Regions from separate parts of the Homo sapiens genome. Here region 1 is linked to region 2. Evidence: read pairs that join two places in POLR2A ChIA-PET (ENCODE). Cell type or tissue: K562. All regions are shown on one strand. Each heading gives the region's core, and the rest is flanking DNA. Links, peaks and the distances in the headings are about the cores only. Region 1 has its middle 8.8 kb from the start of RPS17. Region 2 overlaps LOC124903543 (a long non-coding RNA gene).

Evidence for each region. ChIA-PET counts read pairs that join two places held together with the same protein. Peaks named below come from ENCODE experiments on the same cell type or tissue, not always from the same donor. Only the 100,000 strongest peaks of a DNase experiment are listed, where the experiment ranks them.
Region 1: POLR2A ChIA-PET joins it to region 2 with 6 read pairs; 2 of 35 experiments call an interaction of 5 or more read pairs at or near these places.

The regions. Positions count from the first base shown.
Region 1 is chr15:82,528,935-82,534,311 of GRCh38, reverse strand. It overlaps the pseudogene DNM1P38. Among named protein-coding and RNA genes, the nearest start is that of RPS17, 8.8 kb to the left of the region's middle. In K562, for the core only: a CTCF peak has its summit at 3,376 (motif pointing right); DNase peaks (open chromatin) are centred at 3,101 and 3,371; H3K4me3 peaks cover 239 bases.
Region 2 is chr15:83,092,532-83,097,908 of GRCh38, reverse strand. LOC124903543 (a long non-coding RNA gene) reads left to right here. Exons shown (of 2, transcript XR_007064743.1): 2 at 1-2,533. It also overlaps the pseudogene LOC124903588. Among named protein-coding and RNA genes, the nearest start is that of TM6SF1, 12 kb to the left of the region's middle. In K562, for the core only: no CTCF peak of the experiment used is centred there; no DNase peak of the experiment used is centred there.

The sequences.
Region 1 (5,377 bases), core at 97-5,096, 560 kb after region 2:
CTCAAGTGATCCTCCCCGCTCAGCCTCCCAGAGAGCTAGGATTACACTAGTGTGTGAGCCACCACATTCAGCCATGTACTCTTATATCTGTTAATCTGTTAGCCAACCTTTGGCTACCTCCTCCCCCTTCCTCACCTCTAGTAAACACTATTCTAAGCAAATAGATCTTAAAGGAGACCACCCAGAACCTGGTAGACTCCTATACAGCCATTGTCAACAAGACAGTGTGGGACCTCATGGTTGGTCTCCTGCCCAGGACCATCATGCACCTCATGATCAACAATGTTCATGCACTGCCCCATGGGGGCAGGGGGCGACTGTGGCACTGGGGATGGAGGTGGCCATGCTGGCCTGGGAGAGATGCCGACCAGCCCTATGGGACCAGGTCCAGGGAGGGAGGCATGGTCAAGACCAGAGCTGTCCCATAGAAATATAACATGGGACTGGGCACAGTGGCCCATCCCTGTAATCCCAGCACTTTGGGAGGCCAAGGCAGGAGGATCGCTTGAGCACAGGAGTTTGAGACCAGCCTGGGCAACATAGTGAGACCTGGTCTGTACATAAAAATTTTAAAAATGCTGGACTTGGTGGTGGCACATGCCTGTAGTCCTAGCTACTCAACAGGCTGATGTTGGAGGATCACTTTGAGCCCAGGAGGTTGAGGCTGCAATAAGCAGTGATCTCACCCACTGTACTCCAGCCTGGCGACAGAGTGAGATCCTATCTCCAAAAAATTTTTAAAAACCAAGTAGACAGGTGTCCTGGTGGCATGATAGGTCCTGGGTCCCCTTCCAGATCTGTAACCTTGGACAGGTGACTTTTCCTCTGGACCTCAGTGTCCCCATCTGAGTGAGAAAAGGCGGTGGGGAGGCAGATCTTCGAGTCTTAAGTGGTGTAGAAGCTGCGCCTGAAAAGCCGTACTTGGGGCTCCAAGCCCAGCGCACAGTCCTAGCAGGGCCCGGCAGGGCAGCCAGGGCAGCACAGGCATCAGGTTGCACCCTCCTTGCCTCTTTGCCCACTCTCAGACCAAGGAATTCATCTTCTTGGAGCTGCTATCCAACCTGTACTCGCATGGGGACCAGAACACGCTGATGGAGGAGTCTGCAGAGCAGGTACAGCGGGGCGATGAGATGCTGTGCATGCACCATATGCTGACAGAGGTGCTCAGCAGCATCAGCGACATCAACATGATCACCATCAGCATGCCCATGGGGGCCCGTGGATGACTCTTGGCTGCAGGTGCAGAGCATCCTGGCTGGACGCAGGTACCAGGGCCGGCCCCCACGGTCCCAAAGTCCCCCAGCCTCCATGACTGAGCCTGGGGAGTCTTGGAACGGGCTCCATGCCCAAGCTGGCAGATGTGGGTGCTCTCTGGAGCCATCAGAGAGGGCAGAGAGCTTGTGGTTTATGGTGTGGGGGCTGGGAGCTTGGAGGGGGGTGTGTGTTGGGCTGGATTCTGAGGCAGCCAGAGGCCTGGGAACATCATCCTGGGCACGCCGTACCTGTCGTGCAGTCTGAGTCATGCTGCAGGGCAGGTATCCAGCTCCCAGCCTGGGAGTGCCGAGAGCCAAATCCACTCCAGATTAGGGGTGATAGTCAGGGTCCCACTTCCTCTATCTGTCAGCAATCCAGTGGTGATCTAGGATAAAAGCCTGAGAGTCCTATACACACGGTCATCCCACAACACACTTCACAGGCCAGGCAGGGACACACAGACCCCATCTCTCCCTCCCAGATACCATCACAGCTGCTAGTGTGTGACCGAAGGCAGGGTCCCTGGCCCCCGCTGAAGCACTACTGCCAGCCAGTTGGCTCATGCACCTTGGCCTGTTGCTCCTAGAGGTCACCTATGCTATTCAACCAAGGGGACCACAGTGCCTGCTGGCCCAGCTGAGCTCTGTCCAGTGAGCCTGCCCGCCTCTCCTGCCACAGACTCTCCCTCTTCTGCTTTTCCCTGCAGGAAGGGCCCAGCCTCACCTATGTGACCTGCAGTCCCCCAACAAGCTGAGGCTCCCCTCTTAGACTTATAAGTCTATGGCCAGTGGCATCTGGCTGCCTGCCCTCCCTGCCTCCCCCAGGGTCCTCTCAGAGGGTTCTGGGCTTTCTGATGGCCCAAAGGGGCCTCCAGTGCTCACTCCAACCATCCATCCCTTTTAGCTTCATCATCCTGGTTCAAGCAGTGTTCCTTCCCTATCAGGCCTGGTGGCTGTTGCTTGGGGCTCCCCAAGGCGAGGGGTGGCCCTGGGCCAGTGGGTTGGAAGACAGGGTGACCAGAGAAAAGGGAAGCCTGACGGGGCTGAGCATTGGTCTGAACTGTGGGTGCACTGCCTGGATGCCATGGGAGAGGCGTGTGTGGGGTGGGGAGGGCCGCTGCAGCCCCCAGGCACTACCTGTGAAGCTCCGGCTTCCCCCTCCATCCTCCTCCCCTTTCCCTTCCAGCCCCTTTTCCAGGAACCTTACTACACACCCGCACCTGTGCCCTCCCGTCCCCAGCCCTCCCACAGCTGCTGTGTCACTCCCATGCTCTGCACTTGCCTCACCAGCAATCCGCTTGCTTTTCTCTCTCCTGTTTTCTCTCTGCTTTCTCTCCACTTGCCAGCTGATCGGGTCAGGCAAGTCCATCCCGTCCTGAGAGCCCCAGGCCCCACTTTGACCTCTAAACAGATCCCTCCTCTACTTGGAGACTTCCCTTTCCAAGCCTGCCTGAGCAGGTGTACTATGACTTGACAGTGGCTCTCCAGCCCCAAAGCCAGCCCTCTTCATCTGTGACTTAGTCTGTTGTAGTGGTGAGCTGACACATCCAGGTGTGACCGTTGCTGAAAACTTGTGCCCCCTCTGTGGTATGCCCCTGCCCTGTTCTATAAATAGCTATATATATATATGCAGTTACACATGGCCGACCGCCTCGCCTCTAGCACTAAGAATAAGTCCCTGTGCTGTCCTTTTGGAGTCTTGTGGTCCAGCAAGAGAAAGCTGTCCCCTGACATCGCCCCTCCAAAGTGTGCCACCTCCAGTGAGACTCCCTGTCATGCCCAGCCTGTGGACAGCCAGCCCCCGCCATCCCTCCCACCCTCCACCAAGCATGGGGGTGCTGTGCAGGCAGCCATGTGGCCTGACAGTCTCTACCAGTCCTGCTGTCCCTCGGCTGAGAATCAAACCCATTTCCGGATGACGGAGAATGTGTCCTCTGCTGGCTGTGTTCTCTGTGGAGCTCAGGGGAGGGGAAAGGCCAAGCCATGTTTAGGTGCTGTTGGGAGCAAGTGAAAAGACCACATCCTTTCCAAGGGACACTTTTCCTGGAAAGTCCCTGGAGCTTAGCTGGCTTTTATCCTGTGAAGCCAGCTCCGGCCACTAGGGGTCAGGGTCATGATCTCAGCCTGGAGGGAGACTGAGGGGCAGCCGGCATTCTGGAGGGACAGACAGAACAGGCCACCCAGTGCAGACAGGAGAAGGAGGCAAGGGGACGGAAGGGAAGATGCCTGGGGTGGATGGAAGTCAGTGCCCTTGGGTGCTGGTATCTGACTTCCCGGCCACTGCTAGATCAGGCTTCTGAGCCTGTTGGCTGTCAGGGCCGTACTGTGCTCCATAGGTGCTATGGCAGTCCCCATGAAATCCACCAGGTGTCACCAGGCAGCATACAGGTAACAGGCCTGGAAGGTCCCCAACAGCCCAGCTGGACATGCTCAGACACTCTGGGGCTCCTCATTCAGTGGGACAAACTCCAGGACCCAGTGAAGGAAACGGGAACACACCAGGCTGAGCAGTATGGCTAAATCCATTTATTCCAAAATGAAAAGCAAAATAAACAGGAGTCGCATCACCAAGGGAGCCACGACCCCATCCCCGCCTCCTTCCTATGTCCTATGCTAGCAATAAATACGTTTCCCAGATGCAAATAATTATTAGATCCTCCTCCCTATATGCCAGCTCCAACCTCCACTAGGTACGATACAGGGGCAGCCCCACTCCCCAGAATATACAAAATGTTACGCAGATACAATATATACACTGGGGAAGGGGGGGTCACCCCAGCAGCCCATGCCCTTGCCTGGTCTACTGTTAGCCCCACTGTCCTGCCTCAGCTGCCTCTCTGAATAAGAAGATGGGAGCTCCCCTGAGGGAAAAGTTGCTTTGGCAAGAGTAGAGAGGCCATCAGGCCTACTCCAAACAAACCAACTCCACCAGCCTCTGGCTCTTAAATAACAAGCATCATCGTCCAGAAATTTAAGGACTCAGCCCTGGTCAAGGTGGCAAAGGGTCTGTCTCCCCCCATTAGACAGGGGTCTTGCTACCCTAAAGGTAAAGAGGTGACTGGGAAGGGGTGGTAGGGACATGGTGGGGGCGGAGAGTCCAGACCCACTTCTCCAGGCTTATGCTGGAAGGGGCCTGCTTTTATTTATTTTTATTTATATCCCGTGACTTTTTTTAATCCCATAACTTCTTTTCCATAACTTTTTAAATAACTTTTCATACAATTTTTTCTACTTTTTTTGACACACTTTTCCACATTTTTTATCCCGTAACTCTTTCATCCCATAACTTTGTTTGTTCTTTTAATAAACACACTTACATAGTTACAATTTTGTAACAATAAAAACAGATTATCTCATGCCAAGCATGCCCATTATTTGCATGCTATAGTATTTAATACTGTAGTTTTCAAGACACACGAAATTTTAAGGCAAAAACAGCACTTTGCAACAATTTAATAATTTATTACATTACAGTAACATCACAGCAGTCAACAATGCCACTTTAGGCAAAAGTCAGTATTTCCATTATACATTCTGTTTGTAAGAATTCATAAATAGGTAAAAGTCATTCTAAGAAAACTTGGCAAATAAAGCTTTGGACTGGAATTGGCATTTCTTTCTCTACTTTTCCTTCCCCTGGTTTCTTTCTTTTAAACTGCAGTATTCATATTTAAAATGTTTTAACTTATTTCAAAACAATAAGATAGCAGTTACATTTTTTAATAGTTATATTATTTTAAAATGACAGATACAGTTTTAGAGAAATTATATTATGGATAGGGCTGATTTACATTTTCACATTTTCAAAAAATCATCTTTGGTTTTAGAACTGATTTTTTTCATTTCGAGAAAACCTATCTGGTTTAATCAAATACTTTAAAAATAATTATTATATATTGCCATCTTTAGATAGGTATTTTGATTCTTTACTTCCTACAGAAATTCACATTTATTCAGTTGAACTCATATTTTAAAATTCTGTTTCTGATGAACTCTAACCTTCTAATGTTGCCTTCTAAGCAAATTGAAAGCTGCCTTATACTGAATGAGGAAGAGAACAAATACTTGGCTGAATGAGGTACTGCAAAAGACTGCATGCACTTTGAAGGAAGACTTAAGTTATT
Region 2 (5,377 bases), core at 240-5,239:
CATTCAGGAACAGCACTGAGAATAGCTCAGATAGTCAGCTCTTACCCTCTTCTGTGCATGAACATGTAGTAACTAGAAGCAATGGCTTTCACACTCAAGATTAATCAGGAAAACTGCTTTTTAAAGAAAGTGGGCAAACTTCCTAAGGAGTGTTTTTTGTTGTTTTAGAGACAGGGTCTTGCTCTGTCACCCAGGCTGGAGTACAGTTGTGCAGTCATAGCTCACTGCAGCTTCAGATTTCTGAGTTGAAGTGATCCTCCCACTTCAGCCTCCAGGGTCTTGGACTACAGACTTGCACCACCACACCTGGCTAATTTTTTGTAGAGACGAGATCTTGTTATGTTGCCCAGGGTGGCTCATGGAGTGTTTGAAGCGGGGTATAGGGCTTGAGAATGAAGTAGACCCCAGTTTGAAATACTAAAGAGATCTACCCCTCAGTGGAGGGTAAAGCCCACTTGAACTACTGTGAATGTCTCTAACCTGACTGTTTGCTTCTCCTTCAGACAACCTAAAAGGGTTTCTATCTTTTGATAGGCCCCACCTACTTACAAAGAACCCTCAGATGATTCTGTCAGCCAAGGAAGGGGCCTAACAGTGACTTACACATCTCTGCAAAGACACTCATGGAAACTACCATACTAATGAACATAGTCCTTTATTCATCAACGTAAACAGAAAACCAAAGATTGCAAATATATTAGGAAAACCAACAGCATGGAAGAGAAGATCCAAGTTGGACCAATAGAAAAATTGACCTTGGAGGAAACAGAGATAATTTAGGAAAGAAAGATTTTATAAAAATTGTGGTCACTATCTTCAGAATAATTTGAGAAGATGCTGCATTCAAGAACTGAGAAGAGGTGGCTATGGGAAAGGAACAAGCAAAGAACAAGAAAAGATTCTTGGGAATTAAAAGTGGGATTGCAATAGGGAACACTCAATAAGTGCGCCAAATAATAAATTGGATGCAGCGAAAGACCAAGCAGTTGATCTGGAATCAAGGAATCTCAGAATGTAGAGCAAGAAAAACAAAGAGACAGCAAACATAAGAGAGTGCCAAGGACAGACACAGAGATCCAGCATCTGTCTGATTAGGAAAGAACAGAGAAAATGAAAGAGAGAGAATACCCAAAGAAGTCACAGAACAACATTTTCTTAAGCTCAAGAAATATGTGAGTCTTTAAGACTGAAAGTGTTCACTGAACAAAATTAAGGTAAAAGGGTTAAACTCTTAGGCATGGTGGCTCATGCCTATAATCCCAGCACTTTGGGAGGCTAAGGCAGGAGGATCACTTGAGCCCAGAATTTCAAGACTAGCCTGGGCAATATGGTGAGACCCCATCTGTACAAAAAATTTAAAAATTAGCCAGGCGTGATGTCGCACACCTGTAGTCCCAGTTACTCAGAAGGCTGAGGTGGGAGGATCACTCAAATCTGGGAGGTGGAGGCTGCAGTGAACTATGATTGCACCACTGCACTCCAGCCTGGGGCAACACAGTGAGACCCTGCCTCAATAAAAAGAAAAAAATAAGATTAAACCTCCCTCACTAGCATTCTCAGTTCTCCTTACTCTATTTATTCCTTTTTTTGATAGCACTATATAATACTAGCACACTACATAATTGTCTTATGCATTATGCATATTATTTATGACCTGTCTCCCCTGCTAGAATGTAAGTTCCAGGAGGGCAGGAATCTTTGATTTGTTCCCTAATGAAGCCCAGCACCTTGAACAGTGCCTTGCACCCTGGAGCCATCAGTAAAGATACGTCAAATTGAATTAAAATCCAGACACATCTTGGTACAATTTCACAACTCCAAATATAAATGGGAAATCTTAAAATCTTGGGGATTTCCTAGAAAGAAAAAGAAACAGAACTTTCACCTGACATGAACAACATTGGATCCTGGACAACAATGAATAACATAACATCTTCATAGTTAGCAAGGAAGAAAAGCTTGGTACAATCTAAACCCTGCCGAAGTACCAGTTATTTGTAAAGGCAATCGTAGGGCATTTTCAGACATACAAGAACTTGGAACATTTACTGTTCATATTCCTTGGATGACAAAATTATTCAAACATATTTTCCAGCAAAAATTAAAGGAGGGTCCAAGAAAAAGGACAACATGGGATACAAGAAATTGAAACCCCAAAGAAGTGAAAGAAGCCAGCAAGAGATTAAGAGGATTCATCATTTTCAGATGCCCAAAAGGATTTCCTTGGACCAACATTTCAAATGGCATGAGGATTTACATTTATTAATATTCCCTGGCTCCAGTCATATTAATTGGTTCTTTTTTTAATGGGGGTTTTCCAGTAAAAAAAAACAAAAAACAAACAAACAAAAAAAAGAAAACCTGCTAGACAAATTCTAAAAGAGCTGTAACAATTGGTTATTTAGTTAATAATATTTACATAGTCACAAAGCTGAAATGCTATTTAAAAGTTTTTAATTTTTGAAACAATTATAGGCAAAACATAGAAAACTTACTTGGAGTTACAAAATAAAATGTAAATTTTATAAACGTTTACCCTGTAAGAACAGTAACTGACAAAAATTGAGGTGAGGGCAGGGGGTGAGCAGAAAATATGCTTCTTTTAAAAAAAAACAAAATTGAAATCCCCTCTGCAGTCCTGGTCCTCTCTCTCCATCTGTAGAAGCAATCACTCTCCTGAAATTGGGGCATGATCAACCCATATTTATATACTTTACCTATAAACAATATATAGTTATTTTATAAAAATTTAAAGTTTATGTAAATAATATCCTTACATGTTTTTTTCACTTAAGTTTTTGAAATCCACTGATTTTTATACATTTGGTCACTCATTTTCACTGTTAGAGTATTGACTATACCACAATTTTTCATTCCCCTCACTAATGGGCCACTGAGTTGTTTCACTACTCTAAACCACGTTGTAGTGAATATCCTTGTACTGTTCGCCTTGTGCACATGCTCAGGAGTTTCTCCAGGGCACCAATGCCTAAAAGTGAAATGGCCAGGTGCTGGGTGTGTGCACGTTATTTGGAGCCTCTTTATACTTGGTCGGTCCATCGCTTCTCTGTGATTTGGCTGAGATCAAGTGTGTACTTGATCAGTCCAGGACCAGCTCCAGCCGGTTCCTTTACTAACCTGCTGAGCTCTGAAAGCAAAGGCCCTTTAAGAGTCACTCAGCTTGGCTTTAATCAAGTGGCCTCAAGTTTTAGTGTGTCCAAGGACTGCTTGGGAAGCTTGTTAAAAATGTAGTCTCCCAGATACTCTGATTTGTTAGCTCTAGGGTGAGGCCTAAGAATCTGAATCTTTAACAAGTTCCCCAGAGATTCCAATACAAGTAGTCTGCAGCCTACACTCTGAGAAACATTCTCCTAATCCACAGCTACAGACAACACCTTTTAACCTAAACCAGACATCCACAAAAGGTGCTATGTGTTGCCAGAAGAATCAGATGGGTAAGGGGAGTCATTGCTTCCAGAATGTGCTGGTAGCAGAAACTCAAATCTCAAACAATGGTATACAATGGCCACAAATTAACAAGCAAGAGTTTTCACCCTACTTTGAGTCCAGGCCAAGACGTATAGTCTTCATTCTTGTCTCCCTGTGTGCAGGGACATTTTTTTGCTAGTTCACCCTTTTATCCCCACATCACCTTTAAAAGCCCCAGCTCTCTGCAGAGATGTCAGTATCCATTTTCTGCATCCAGTAAACTCAAAGCCTGCTCTTCTAACTTGGTGTAAACAAAAACCAAGCTTCCAGGTTACTGAGCTGGCAACCTCCCTAGAGCTGTGCCACGTTGCTCATAGACTCTAGGTCCCAGAGTTTAGTTTTCTCCTAGCCTCTGGGGCTTTTACCTATTTTCTTGGATGCTTGGATGTGTGTTTAAATGATTTTGTTCTATTTTATCCAGCTTTTTTTTTTTTTTTTTTTGAGACAGAGTCTCACTCTGTCACCCAGGCTGGAGTGCAGTGGCGCAATCTCGGCTCACTGCAAGCTCTGCCTCCTGGGTTCACGCCATCCTCCTGCCTCAGCCTCCTGAGTAGCTGGGACTACAGGCACACGCTGCCACGCCCGGCTAATTTTTTGTATTTTCAGTAGAGACAGGGTTTCACCGTGTTAGCCAGGATGGTCTCGATCTCCTGACCTTGTGATCCTCCTGCCTCGGCCTCCCAAAGTGCTGGGATTATAGGTGTGAGCCACCGCACCCAGCCTGTATCCAGCATTTTTAGGTGTTTTGTAGTGGAAGTGTTCTCAGATTATCTAATGAAGATAGTTTGAGATTTGAACTTGAAAAATTAAACTATCAGGTAAGAGGAGCAAAAAAAGAAGCATTTTCAGAGATGCAAGATTTCAAAAAAAATCTACCTCCCAAGGGTCTTTACTCCACCAAAACCAGGCAGTACACGATGCAGAGGAAGACGTGGGGTTCAGGAAACAGGAGCTGCAGCCCAGGAGTGAGGCTGAGGGGTCCCCTAGCATTGATGGGGTGACAGCTGTACAGCAAGCCTGGATGACAAACAGTCCTGCTTAGGGCAGGAGGGCTGCCTTAAAGAAAGATGAAATTATTAGGTTATCTAGTATGTTTGAAGGTCTTAGAGACAAAAACTTTTTCACCAGAGGATTTGAGGCAGAAGTAGTGAGAGGAAATAAAAAACTAAGCAAACAGGCTTATATTCCAAATGAAGACCCAAAGAAACAAGGAAACTTGGCCGAGTGCGATGGCTCACGCCTGTAATCCCAAAACTTTGGGAGGCTGAGACGGGCAGATCATGAGGTCAGGAGATCGAGATCATCTGGGCCAACATGGTGAAACCTCATCTCTACTAAAAATACAAAAATTAGCTGGGCATGGTGGCGTGGGCCTGTAGTCCCAGCCACTTGAGAGGCTGAGGCAGGAGAATCGCTTGAACCCGGGAGGCAGAGGTTGCAGTGAGCCAAGATCACGCCACTGCACTCCAGCCTGGGTGACAGAGCAAGACTCCGTCTTAAAAAATAAAAAAATAAAAAAAAAAGAAAAAGAAAAAAAAAAGAAACAAAGAAACTTGCACATTTTTGTGCTAGGTTTAAATTTTTCACTACTACAAACCATGTTGTAGTGAACATCCTTGTACTGCTTGCCTTGTGTACATGCTCAGGAGTTTCTCTGGGGCAATGATGTGTAAAAGCAAAAGGGCCAGCTGCTGGGTGTCTGCATGTTGTCTGGAGCCTCCTTATACTTGGTCAGTCCGTCGCTTCTCTGCTCTTTGGCTGAGATCAAGTGTGTACTTATCAGTCCAGGACCAGCCCCAGCCAGTGGGTAGTCATGAGGAAGTATGATTAGACAAAGAGGATGTGATCTAATGGAAAGAAACTGAGGGGAACTCAGCAAGTCCTGTTT